Regions from separate parts of the Homo sapiens genome. Here all the other regions are linked to region 3. A link is a loop called in an ENCODE intact Hi-C map of the cell type or tissue named here. Cell type or tissue: IMR-90. All regions are shown on one strand.

Region 1 (4,000 bases), 770 kb before region 3:
TGACGCAGGTTTGTTAGTTGGGGTGTGAGTAGGAGGTGGGGAGATAAAAAAGCAGGGGACAAGTATTCATTCTTATCCATCTCTTGCTCACCTTCTGATAGTTATTTATTTCCCCTGTACTTTTCAAACTCTTTCAAATTCTTTGCCTCAACCTAGCATCTCCATTTCATTTAATTTGTCATAGGAATATTTTTCAATAAGGGGAAATCTTTAAAGAAAATTGAAAAATATAAGACATCTGCATAATAAAATCTTTTGCAAAAGATGCAAGATTTTCTTTAGGTCATGCTTTCCTCTAATTTTTTTCCCTCCAGAATTATTGCAGGGAACGTGCTAAAAGCCTGCCCACCTTTCTCCTAGGATTTTGCTTTACTTTCAAACACTCTCTCTATTGTCACAATGTATTGCCATTGAAGATTTCAAGATTTGAGAAAACAAGGTATGAGAGGGAGAAGCTACAATATATGCAGATGATAGATGAGATAGGGTTGTAGATGGAATGATTGGTCTTAATCCTTTGCTTCTCTGAGGTAATAGTATAGATTAACCCTCTTGCTCTTTCTATGCAGTGCATTTTCCACCTCTTGCCTTTGGGCTTGCCCATGTGACTTGTTTAGCTAGTTGAATTTTAGCAAATATGTCATAAGCATTGTCTTTTTGCACAGGTGTCATCACCATGAGAAGGACATACCACCCCAGAATAAGGAGAGGCAAATGGATTAGACTTGAAATGAACCCAGAGCCTGGATTCAAGCACAGCCAAACCCAGCTTGGATCTCATAATTCCCAGTCCTGTGCAGAAGAACCGTGAGACCTACAATATATTTCCATACCTTCTTTCAAGAAATAAATGCTCAATTTTGTAAGACACTGAGGTTGAAGGTTGTTTGCTACACCACATTTTGGTGAAAATAGTTGACAGTGACACCAACCAAATCAAGAATAATCCCACAACACAGAGCTAGAGTACATGCAACTTCGGCATCTACTAGTATTCACTAAGTGCCAACATTGTGCTGGCATCTTTGCACGTTCTCTCATTTCAATTTTACAACAACAATAAGAGGTAAGCATTATGTAATCAATTTAAGTTTCAAAAAGATTAAATGACTTTATTAAGGCTCCATGGTTAGTAAGTTATAGAGCAAAGCCTGAATCTGAGATTTTTCTATTAGACTTGTTCTGCTTTGGAAAAACATTTTTTTTCTTTTTCAAGTTAGTCCTTTAAAGTTGAATTTGTGCATACTTTAAAAACAGGATAGACAAAAGTAGTAGCCGTACTTTACCATCTACTGCATTTTGGGTTTATATCATATTCAAATATTTCTCTATTTTTTTTTCAGTGCTCATGTTCACTCTTGTCGATAAGGATAGCTGGGATTACTCTGGCCATTTTACAGATTAGGAGACTGGGACTCACGAATATGGTCTTAATCTTCCCCTTACCTTTGTCAAACTTTAGACAGGTTTTTTCCTGACTTTAGGCCCCTGACCTCCTTCTTCTTAGATCATTTGCTTTAAAGAACTTGTGCTTGTGAATAATGTATCTCTCCCCTTTACATGGAAATCTTCTCAGACTCTTTTGCCAGTTTTACAACCCGGTCACCTCTTTCTCAAGGATCTGAGAGCCATTTTTTTTTTCAAATATAATCATCAAAAAAGACAGTGCCTGTATCTGCCAGTCTCTGTGGGAGAGTATGAATCTAACTTCCATAAGCAGCAATGAGCAAACCTAGATGGTTACATCACATTGAACAACCTTCCCCTAAAATCCACAGTGCTTTTCCTCGAGCTCTTGACCTCTAATGCAATAGTCTTGAATAATGTCTTCCTTGCATGTTTAGCTATCCAGTGCATTTTCTCTTTGGCATGAATAAAAGAATTATTCATTCAAGAAGACTCAGTAAATGATTATCAGGGTGTAGACACAAATTTAGTCACTGGCTTCAAATCTATCTTCTATTGCTTCTTTTGGTTATGCTCATTTGTTATTGATATTTATGGCTCTTTTTTATTTTTTCTCTAGTCTAACCTTTAGAAGGTTTTGTTTGTGTTTACTTGGCTGATGAGACTGTACCAAGGAACCTCAGACTTTCCGTTGTACAAGGGAGGCTTGGCCTCGGGTCCTTAGAGACTGTTGGAAGTCTCAGAGCATTGCTTTTTTGACACTATGGAAAATGAACCAAAACTTTTTATTTGAAACAGTTGCATGGGCTTCCAGATATTTTTAATTAAACATGCACTGTCTGAAGCCTCAGCCTTTGGCCAGCCATTTATCATTAAGTTATCTGCAGCTGTTGCAGCTGTCACTAGAATAAAACTTTCTCCTTTTATCCACATGATGGCAGTATAAGTTAATGTTCAACCTCAGCACACACAGCCTTCAGAATGAGTGGGGTTTTGTTGAGAATTGGCCACTCGATTCTCTCCCCATGTACCCGCAGCCTCCTGTAACTCAGCTCTAAATATTTCTCACTTCCCCCTTTTTAATCTTAAACAAAGCCAGCCTCTTCAGTTCAAAAAGGAGGTCTATGAATGAAAAATCCATATGATACAACAGTTTCATTATAAAAGACCCCCAGACAGAGGAGGCCAGAGTCCAGCTGCCCACAAAACCACATGCGACTAACTCTTGGTTCAGGGCTGCTGAGTAGTTGCCTATAAATAGCAGTGGTTGGTTACCCATTGTCAGCAACCTTGACCTAATCACTGTTAATCAATAAAGTCATTGAAGTATAATAGCCTCATTGGCAGTGAATTGGCTCAGGTTCAACATACAAGAAAATAGTTTTCATGAGTACTGGGATGGTAATTATTTAATCAGAGCATGGAGCCTTAAACAGATCCAGTAAGAAGAAATAAGTACAAAATCATGCTTGATACATCTTTTCTATACTTTCAGAAAAATAAAGGAGACAAAATCTTTCTGAAATTTGAAAACTCGGGTATTGCTTACAGACTTTAATTAGGAAGCAAAAAGCAAGGATACTTCTTTAACAAATATTTGGAATAGCATTCCTACTTTATAAAGGGAGGGCAGATTTTCAAAAAGTGACTTTTATTTCTCATATCTTTAAATATTAGATTATCTAAAGTACACATAAGTTGGCTGGGTGCAGTGGCTCATGCCTGTAATCTCAGCATTTTGGGAGGCCAAGGTGGGAGGATCACTTGAGGTGAGGAGTTCGATACCAGCCTGGCCAACATGGTGAAACCTCATGTCTACTAATAATACAAAAATTAGCCAGGTGTGATGGTGTGCGCCTGTAGTCCCAGTTACTCAGGAGGCTGAGACCAGAGGATCGCTTGAACCAGGGAGGCAGAGGTTGCAGTGAGCCGTGATCTCACCACTGCACTCCACCCCGGGCGATAGAATGAGACTCCATCTCAATTAAATAATAATAAAGTACACATAAGTATTATATCCTTCTGGGGAAAACATTTATTCTGCATTTAAGCTTTTTAAATTATCATAGTAATATGACTTCCAAAATTGGTAACTAATCAAGGCAAAGGTATAACTACAAACTTTTCCTTTTTAGTCGTTTTTTCTACTATTCCCAAAAGTAGAGACATCTTCTTCACTAATATTCCTTATCCTTTAGTTCCTTTTTTGAAGTCGTATTATAAATAATTTAAAAACCAATGCTATCTCTTGTTCCTCTTCATCTCCCACAGTGCTCAGCACAGGTTTTGACACTACTTCCTCTCTAAATGAACATTCATTAAATCTTTGCTTAACCAACATAGCATGAAAGCAAGTTACCTGTGATCTTCACCTAAGTGAAGGCCTAACATTTCCATGTCTAAAATTTTAACAAGGCCATGCTAAATATCAACAGTCTGCAAAATCTCTACCCGGATGTCCTCAACAAAATCTTAAAAAAAAAATAAATTCTTGGAAAGAATTTCCCTAAGATTACTATTGAAAGACCTAGAAATGGACAGAAAATATGATAAACTTTAGCCTTTCTTTCAGAAAATAGAGGAAAACCATTAT
Region 2 (4,000 bases), 680 kb before region 3:
CATGGTGGTAAGGAATGGGGGAAAGGAAGCATTCTATAGTCCCATCGTTAGGACTTAATGTTTTAGTCAGCCTGCACCTCTAGATTGCGAACTTTAGTATGCTTCTCATTCCTGCCTTAGATGGAACATGTTGGCTGGAGCCAGCTAGAGTTGAGTTTTCCTCCAAGTTAGTTAGGCTCTGATAAAACTCCAGCAGTTTAGGTTCTGGTTAAATAGTATTGTCCCAGGGCAGCCCTTGTAAGGAAGGAAAAAATGCTGTGGTGTATTTTAAACTGATCCTTTGTTCTTTCCCTCTGCTGGAAGCATGAAGGGATTTTTCTCTGATATTTACAGTGAGAACCTGGTCAAGTTCCTGGAGGTAAAACTCAAAAAATGCGTCCCTCCATTACTGGATCCCCTGGAGTTTTTAACTCTCAAAAGTGTCCATGCTGAACTTCTAACAATTCATCAATTACAGTTTAGGTTTTTTAATTTGGGCACTGGTTCACACAGAAATCATTGCTTGTGGGTTTTGTACAGGTAAGTTGAGATTCTCTGTATTTGCTTCTCTGTCCCTCCAATTTTGAGGGCAGTGGTTGGCCCTGTGACCTTACTTCTCTGGCAAATCTGAAATGAGTTGCTTATTTTTCAGCCTGTTCTTCTTTCTACTGGTTGTTAGGATGGAGTGGAACGTTCAAGCTTCTCACATACCAGACTGAAAACCTAAGTAGACTTTTAGAAATTGAAAATGCTTCTATTTCTTTACTAGTCTGGAAACCCAAGATTATTGAAAATTCTTAGTGTATCAATTTACTCATTTGATATTGAATAGAATGTGGTTTTCTTCTTGGCCAGGAAAAATGTAGCACATTCTGTAATATATCTTAGGGGAAAATTAGTTCCAAGGGAAAGATCTGTCTTTTATTCATAAGGAAGGTCTGGCTAGCATTTGGGCTCTATGTAAAATGTGTTCATACATCTCTAGCTAGGACAAAGTCTACACAAAATGTTAATAGCAAACTGCAAAGTCATGGCAACTGTAGGACTTCCACATAAATATGCAAAATGTTCTTGAAAGGCAGAATATTTGGGTGGGTTTAGATTCTTGAAAACAAGACCAAAAAAATGTAATATCTTTATACCTTGCAGATGCAGATGGGTCATGGGAATTTGATTTATATTGCTAGAGAAAAGGGTAGTGGTAGGATTAGGTTTTTCTCTATTGATTACCTCTGTTTAATTAGACTGCTTGAAAGACTTCTCTGTGAGGCATTAGAACTCCTTTGGAGTTGCTTAATTTCCTCAGGAAAAAAAAAATAAACTTAGTAGATGGTGCCAAGGAATTTGCCTTAAGTTCAGAAAAATTATAAGAGCTCCAATATGTAAAAATAAAAAAATACACTATAGAAATAAAGTGTTGGACCTTCTAATTTTGACAGGATTGTAGGAATTATGGATTTTACATTTCTGAAGTAGAGGAATAATCAGATGATGAGTTACTCATGGGTTTTTTCTCATAAGCGAAGAAATAAGAAAAGGAAGCAAACACTTAATTCACTGCCTGTGCTGGGATCTGAGATGCTAAATTTAATATTACTCATTTAAACTTGTAAACAACAATGTGAGATAGGTAATATTATCACTACAAGAATATTACTAAACATGGAAAGATAAAATAACTTGCTCAGGGCACATAGCTAGCAGCTGACTGAACTGGTATTCACTTGAGTTTATAAACTCTTTCCACTGATAAACACCACAGTACAGTCAGAGACAGTACAGTTCAATCTCCCTGAGGAAAACATTGGTAAATGCCAATTGGGTCTTCTAAAGCTTCTTTGGGAAACATGGTGTCTTCGTTTGTTTTGTGCTCCTATAACAAAATACGAAAGACTGGGTAATCTATATTTAACAGAAATTTATTGACTCACAGTTTTGGAGGCTGAAAAGTTTAATATCCAGTTGTTGGTATCTGGTGAGGGACTTCTTGTTGCACCTTCCCATGGCATAAGGCAGAAGGGCCAGAAGGCAAGAGGGGGCCAAACCCGCCATTTTATAATGGCACCAATCCCACCCATGAGGGGAGCCCTCCTGGTCTAATGACCTCTTTAAACTTTCACCTGTTAATAACATTATTATGGCAATCAAAGTTCAATAGGAGTTTTAAAGAGGATAAATATTCAAACTGTAGCTTTCCACTCCTGGTCTCTCAAAACTCATGTCTTTCGGACATACAAAATGCATTCTTTCCATTCCAATAGCCCCAAAAGTCTTAACTCATCCCACCATTAACTCAAAATCTAAGTTCAGAGTCTCATCTGAATCAGATATGGGTGAGATTCAAGGCACAATCCATCCTGAGGCATATTTCCCTCCAGTTGCGAGCCTATGAAATTAAACAAGTTATGAGCTTCCAAAATGCAATGCTGTAACAGGCATGGAATAAACATTCCCATTTCCAAGAGAAAAATAGGAAAGAAAAAAGAAATAGGCCACAGGAAGTACAAAACCCAACAGGGTGAACAATCTAAATCCTAAAGCCTGAAAATAATCTTTGACACTATGTCCAGCTTTCCACACTCACTGGGATAGGGATTGGGTCCCCAAGGGCTCAGAAAGCCCAGCCTCCATGGCTTTGCTTGGCTCAGCAAAATGAGTAGCTCTCACAAGTTTTCTTGTGCCTGTAGCTCTCCCCAGCTGGTGTTGCACATGGTAGCTTTACTGTTCCAGGGTCTCAAGGGGCAGCTTCACCCACGTGGCTCCAGTAAGCACTGTCCTAGTGGAGGTTGTCTGTAGTGCCCTCCTACCACAAATCTCTGTCCCAACCTCCAGGCTATCTATGACATCCATTGAAATCTAGGTAGAGGAAGCCATGTCCCCACAGGTCTTGGATTCTGTGCACCACAAAATTAGTACCACATGGACACTGCCAAGATTTACAGTTTGTAACTTCCAGAAGGGCTGCTCAAGCCACACCTGTACCTGCTTGAGTGATAGTTGGGGTAGATGAAGAGTACCAGAATGCAGGGAGTGGAGACTTGAGGTACCCCTGAGCAATGTGCCCCAAGTTCCTTAGTGTACTTTTGACCTCTCTTTTGGTATAGTTTATTTCCTCAGGCCTTGTCATTCTGGGCCTGTGGTGGAAGGGGCCATCCTGGAAATCTCAGAAGTGCCTTTGGGGTCATTCTCCCATTATCCTGATGAATAGTCTCTGGCTTTGTTCTTCTATCTGTACTAATCTTATCAAATGGTCACTGAGAGTTATCCAAATCTTCATGCTGTGTGGTATAGCTTGGAGGTATGTCCATGCCCAAATCTCATACTGAAATGTAATCCCAATGTTAGAAGCCGGGCCTGGTGGGAGGTGATTGGATCATGGGGATGGATTCATATGAATGGTTGAGCACCATCTCGCTTGGTACTGTCCTCACAATAGTGAGTGAGTTCTCATGAGACGTGGTCATTTAAGTGTGTAACACCTCTTCTCTCACTCTTGCTTCTGCTCCAACCATGTAAAATGCCTGCTTCCCATTGACCTGCCACCATTATTGTAAGTTTCCTGAGGCCTCCCCAGAAGCTAAGCAGATGCCAGCATCAGGATTCCTGTACAGCCTGTGGAACTGTAAGCCAATTACACCTTTTTTCTTTACAAATTACCCAGTCTCAGGTATTTCTTTATTCCACTGTGATTCCCTTTTAATTATAAATTCTCTCTTTAATTTTTCTCTTCCTATATTTTACTCTATGTGGTTAAAGAAGCCAAGTAGCACCCTGAACGTTTTGCTGCTCAGATATTTCTACTTTATCAGTCTTAAATTCTGTCTTCTACAAAACCACCAAATCAATGGACACAATTCAGCCAAGTTCTTTACCACTTTTTAAGAAGAATGGACTTTGGTTCAGTTCCCAATACCTTGCTCTTCCTTTCCATCTGATACCTCATCAGAATTGCCTTTGCCATCCACATTTCTACCAATATTCTGATCATGGCCATTTATGTAATATCTAATAGGTTTCAGGC
Region 3 (4,000 bases):
ACATTTGTGTTTGGTGTTGGATTCAAATGAGGTCCTGGACAGCTAGAAGGGAGACAGAAGAACTGGAAGAAAGGGTGCAAAGTGTTTAGCATCCACAAGGCAGAAACTCAAAGGTGAACACAGCAGAACTTGCTGCCCCTTTATTTGCTCTCCATGTACCTATACATCCATTGCTCTAGGTTCTTGCTCCTCAAAGTACTGTCTTTGGACCAGCATCCCTCATCAATACCTGGGTGCTTGACAGAAATGCAGATTCTCAGCTTTCCCCTGCCATACCTACTGAATCAAAATCTTCTTCTCTGTTTTTTTCTTTTAATAGTTTTAACCTTTATTTTAGATTCCAGAGGTGTTGCGGGGGATACATGTGCAGGTGTGTTACCTGGGTATATTGCAGAATGCTGAGGTTTAGATTATGATTGATCCCGTCACTCAGAGACCAAGCATAGTAACCAAGGGTTAATTTTTCAACTCTTGCCACCATTTCTGCCTCCTCCCTTCTAGAAGCCCCCAGTGTCCATTGTTCTCATTTCATATCATGAGTAATCAAAGTTTAGCTCCCACCTATGAGTAAGAATATGCAGTATTTGGTTTTCCATTCCTGTGTTAATTCACTTAAGATAATGGCCTCCTGCTGCATCCATGTTACTGCAAAGGACACAATTTTGTTCTTTTTTATGGCTGCATAGTATTCCATGTTGTATATGTACCATATTTTCTTTATCCAGTCCACCATTGATGGGCACTTAGGTTGATTCCGTGTGTTTGCTATTGTGAATAGTGCTGCAATGAACATATGAGTGCATGTGTCTTTTTGGTAGAATGATTTTTGGAATATATACTCAATAATGGGATTTCTGGGTCAAAATAGTAGTTCTGTTTTAAGTCTTTGAGAAAGCTCCAAACTGCTTTCCACAGTGGCTGAACTAATTTACATTCCCACCAACAGTGGCCTTTCCATTTCTTAGCAGCCTCAGCATCTGTTGTTTCTCAACTTTTTAGTAATAGCCATTCTGACTGGTGTGAGATAGTATCTCATTGTAGTTTTGATTTGCATTTCCCTGATGATTAGTGATGTTGAGCATTTTTTCACATATTTGTTAGCTGCTTCTATGTCTTCTTTTGAGAAGGGCCTGTTCACGTCTTTTGCCTACTCTTTAATGATTCTCTTTCTTTCTCTCTAGCTTTTTTTTTTTTGCTTAATTAAGTTCCTTATAAAATCTTCATTTTAAAAAGATCCCCAGGTCATCCTAATGTACATTAAAATTTTAGAACCACTATGCTAATATAGACTTATCACCCCCACACTACAATTGTTTGTTTCCTTGTTTGCTTCTCCTTGCTCTGTGAGTTCCTTCAAGGAGGAACTGTGTCCTATGTGCCCCGGTAGCCCAGCGCCTAGCCCAGTGCTCAGTACATAGAAATCAAATAGCTGTCACTTACGTCCTTATTATTTGCCAAGTGCCATATATACATTGTTATCATTTAACCTTTGCAACAATCCTTTGAGAAGGTCACTGTTATATCCATTCTGCAGATAACGGGGCTCAGAGACTTTAAGTAACTCACCTAAAGTCACACAAATAGCAACAGAACTGTCATTCAAATCCAGCTATATCAGATGCCACAAGATGTGCTCTTGACCGCTATTTTATATTATACTACTTTCATAGTAGACGTTTAATAGATATTTATGGAATTAAGCAGACTTTGCGCAGCAATGATTGAGCCTTTCCTTTGCTTCTTTCTGTCATGAAGTAAAAGGACAAGGGCTACAGTTTTAATCTGCCATGCAATTTCCAAAGTGCAGAGGCATAATGTCTGCGTTCACGGAAATGGCCTGTAACTATACTAGGAATTCCGCATCCCCCACCCCTCTTCTCTTGGAAGATCTGCAAGTGTTAGTAAGCCCTGCAGACAAGCAATCCTGTCAGGCAGAAGGCAGCCCAGAGCCCTTAAATAAAACATTCTCGCAGCCTTCCGCGGAGAGCATGGAGACAAATACCGCGGATGTGAAAGGTGTCGCTGGGATTACCAATGACGTGCTAATGGCTGCTCAGGCAATCTCTGAGCCTCCTGCGCTCTGAGTCACCCGCTCCCTTTGGAGCCTGCGCTCACGTCATTAAGGGACCGAAAGCTATTCACAGATCACTGACTAATGGCAAGCTTGAGCCTGGCCTGCACTCCCCCCACCAGCCTTCTCCAAAGGACTAAGGTCATGGACAGGAGGCCCTGGAGCTTTTTATCACGGCCACAATGAAGGGTGAAGGAAAAGATAAAGTCTTCTGCCTTCCTTCTATCTATTCTGCTAGCTGTACTTTTGCAAATGAGGAACTTTCCTCGTGTTCCAGAATGTGTTGGAAACTCTTTGCCGGGAACAAGCAGAATCTTGAGTAGGGCGGTTTACTTTTGACAGTTTATTATTCTAAAAAATCTTTCTGATGTTATTTTAATTCCACAGGCATTTCATTACTAATCAACCCTGGGGCTTTCAGTTTCTAGAGTACATAAACATATTTCCTTTTTTTGGATTATTTGTGTGACTGCTTGCTTGAATTTATTGTAATTTTATTTGTTTGTTTGCAACTGCCATAATGGGAGCTTCTAAAAGACTAGGAAGTAATAAATGTAATATTTTCTTTCAGATACTGCATTTTTTCCCTAGCCTGCCTAAATCCTTTGAAATATAACATCACTTGGCTTTCCTGCCAGGCACTTCTCCCTGAAATAAAGTCACAGGTCTGCTTTGGTCACTCTGTCAATATCTGTGACAGATATTTCCAAGTTAACTTTTAGGGAGTCACAACTTGGCAAGTCTAAAAAGCACTATATTTAGCTGCAATTTTGGAATGATGTGGGAAAGAAAATTGAATCTGAAAAAGCAAAGCAAGATGTGGTTGAGCATTTTGTGGAACAGGTAACAACCACAGAATTATTTTTTCCTGAATAAACCATGATCTGTTTGGTGGCCACTTCTATACTTTTCCAAAAACAATCTATTTACTTACACAAGTTCGAATTCTTCAAGATTAACCCCAGGCTTTATCCTGGAAGATAATTTTATTTATTGGTAGAAGATAAAGCTATTCATATATAAGGCAAACTGATTGGAGATACATTTGAGCTCACTTTGCTTTCTATGCTAATGTCAGAACATGAAGTTTAAGCATTTGGTTACTGAAGAAAATATCGCACACTGGAATCATTAAGATCAGTCATCAAAATGATAAAGATACAATTTTTTTCCAGAATTCTGGAGCTCTGATACACAGCTTGAGAGTACATTTCTCAGCATGAATTGCATTATTCAGTCAAAGAATGACCATGGAGCAAAAAATGCAAAATGTTTCCTATTTCTGTTAAAAGTCAGGTTTAATATAGACACATTTCCCTTAGATGTGGTCCACAGAATATCTTCTTTGGGAGATATCATTTGGAGAAAGCAAGACTTATCTTTTTGAACAAATAAAATTTTGATTGATAAAGGAGCTTTTACAATGGCATACTAGGATCAACATTGGTTGTGATCGTGAAAATAATCAGACTTTTAAGGAATTGGGCAAATCTGGTGTGTTGGAGAGCCATAAGACATTTCTTATTGCTTATATGCATCTCATACTTTGGTTCTTGAGTTTGCTTAAAAAACGCAAACACGTATACATCTAAATTGTAAATGTTAATTGCTTCAGAGTTATATATGACTGTTACAGAAGGTCACCACAATTTATGTTCCATTCTGTTTTCCCAGGGATTGATAAATCCTGGGAATAAAGCCTTGTTAATAGGCAGATTTGGACTATTCAGGAGTCACCTTGAGGATGATATCCAAGTGGTTGAAGGGAAGATGAGAAAGCAATTTTGCACAACTCATTGATTGACAATGAACTAATTTCAAGAGACTCCTTGAAATTCCACTAGGACTGTGGGAAAATGGAATATCAACAAAGTTATCTTAACATGTGACACCAAGGCAGTGCTAGTAGGACCTCAAGGTGCTCATGCT

Evidence for each region. A loop is a pair of places that touch in the nucleus more often than their neighbours do. Peaks named below come from ENCODE experiments on the same cell type or tissue, not always from the same donor. Only the 100,000 strongest peaks of a DNase experiment are listed, where the experiment ranks them.
Region 1: a loop joins it to region 3, with 7 times the contacts of the local background. A loop is called at or near these places in 1 of 110 quality-filtered maps.
Region 2: a loop joins it to region 3, with 4 times the contacts of the local background. A loop is called at or near these places in 1 of 110 quality-filtered maps.

What each region holds. Positions count from the first base shown.
Region 1 is chr11:29,332,748-29,336,747 of GRCh38, reverse strand. LINC02755 (long intergenic non-protein coding RNA 2755) reads left to right here. Exons shown (of 4, transcript NR_183754.1): 4 at 666-870. Among named protein-coding and RNA genes, the nearest start is that of LINC02755, 260 kb to the left of the region's middle. In IMR-90, a CTCF peak has its summit at 2,353 (motif pointing right); a DNase peak (open chromatin) is centred at 2,377; H3K27ac peaks cover 2,633 bases.
Region 2 is chr11:29,241,512-29,245,511 of GRCh38, reverse strand. No RefSeq gene overlaps it. Among named protein-coding and RNA genes, the nearest start is that of LINC02742, 340 kb to the right of the region's middle. In IMR-90, no CTCF peak of the experiment used is centred here; a DNase peak (open chromatin) is centred at 1,711; H3K27ac peaks cover 852 bases.
Region 3 is chr11:28,564,931-28,568,930 of GRCh38, reverse strand. All of the region lies in intron 4 of LINC02758 (long intergenic non-protein coding RNA 2758), which reads right to left. Among named protein-coding and RNA genes, the nearest start is that of LINC02758, 28 kb to the right of the region's middle. In IMR-90, no CTCF peak of the experiment used is centred here; a DNase peak (open chromatin) is centred at 2,080; H3K4me3 peaks cover 161 bases; H3K27ac peaks cover 2,016 bases.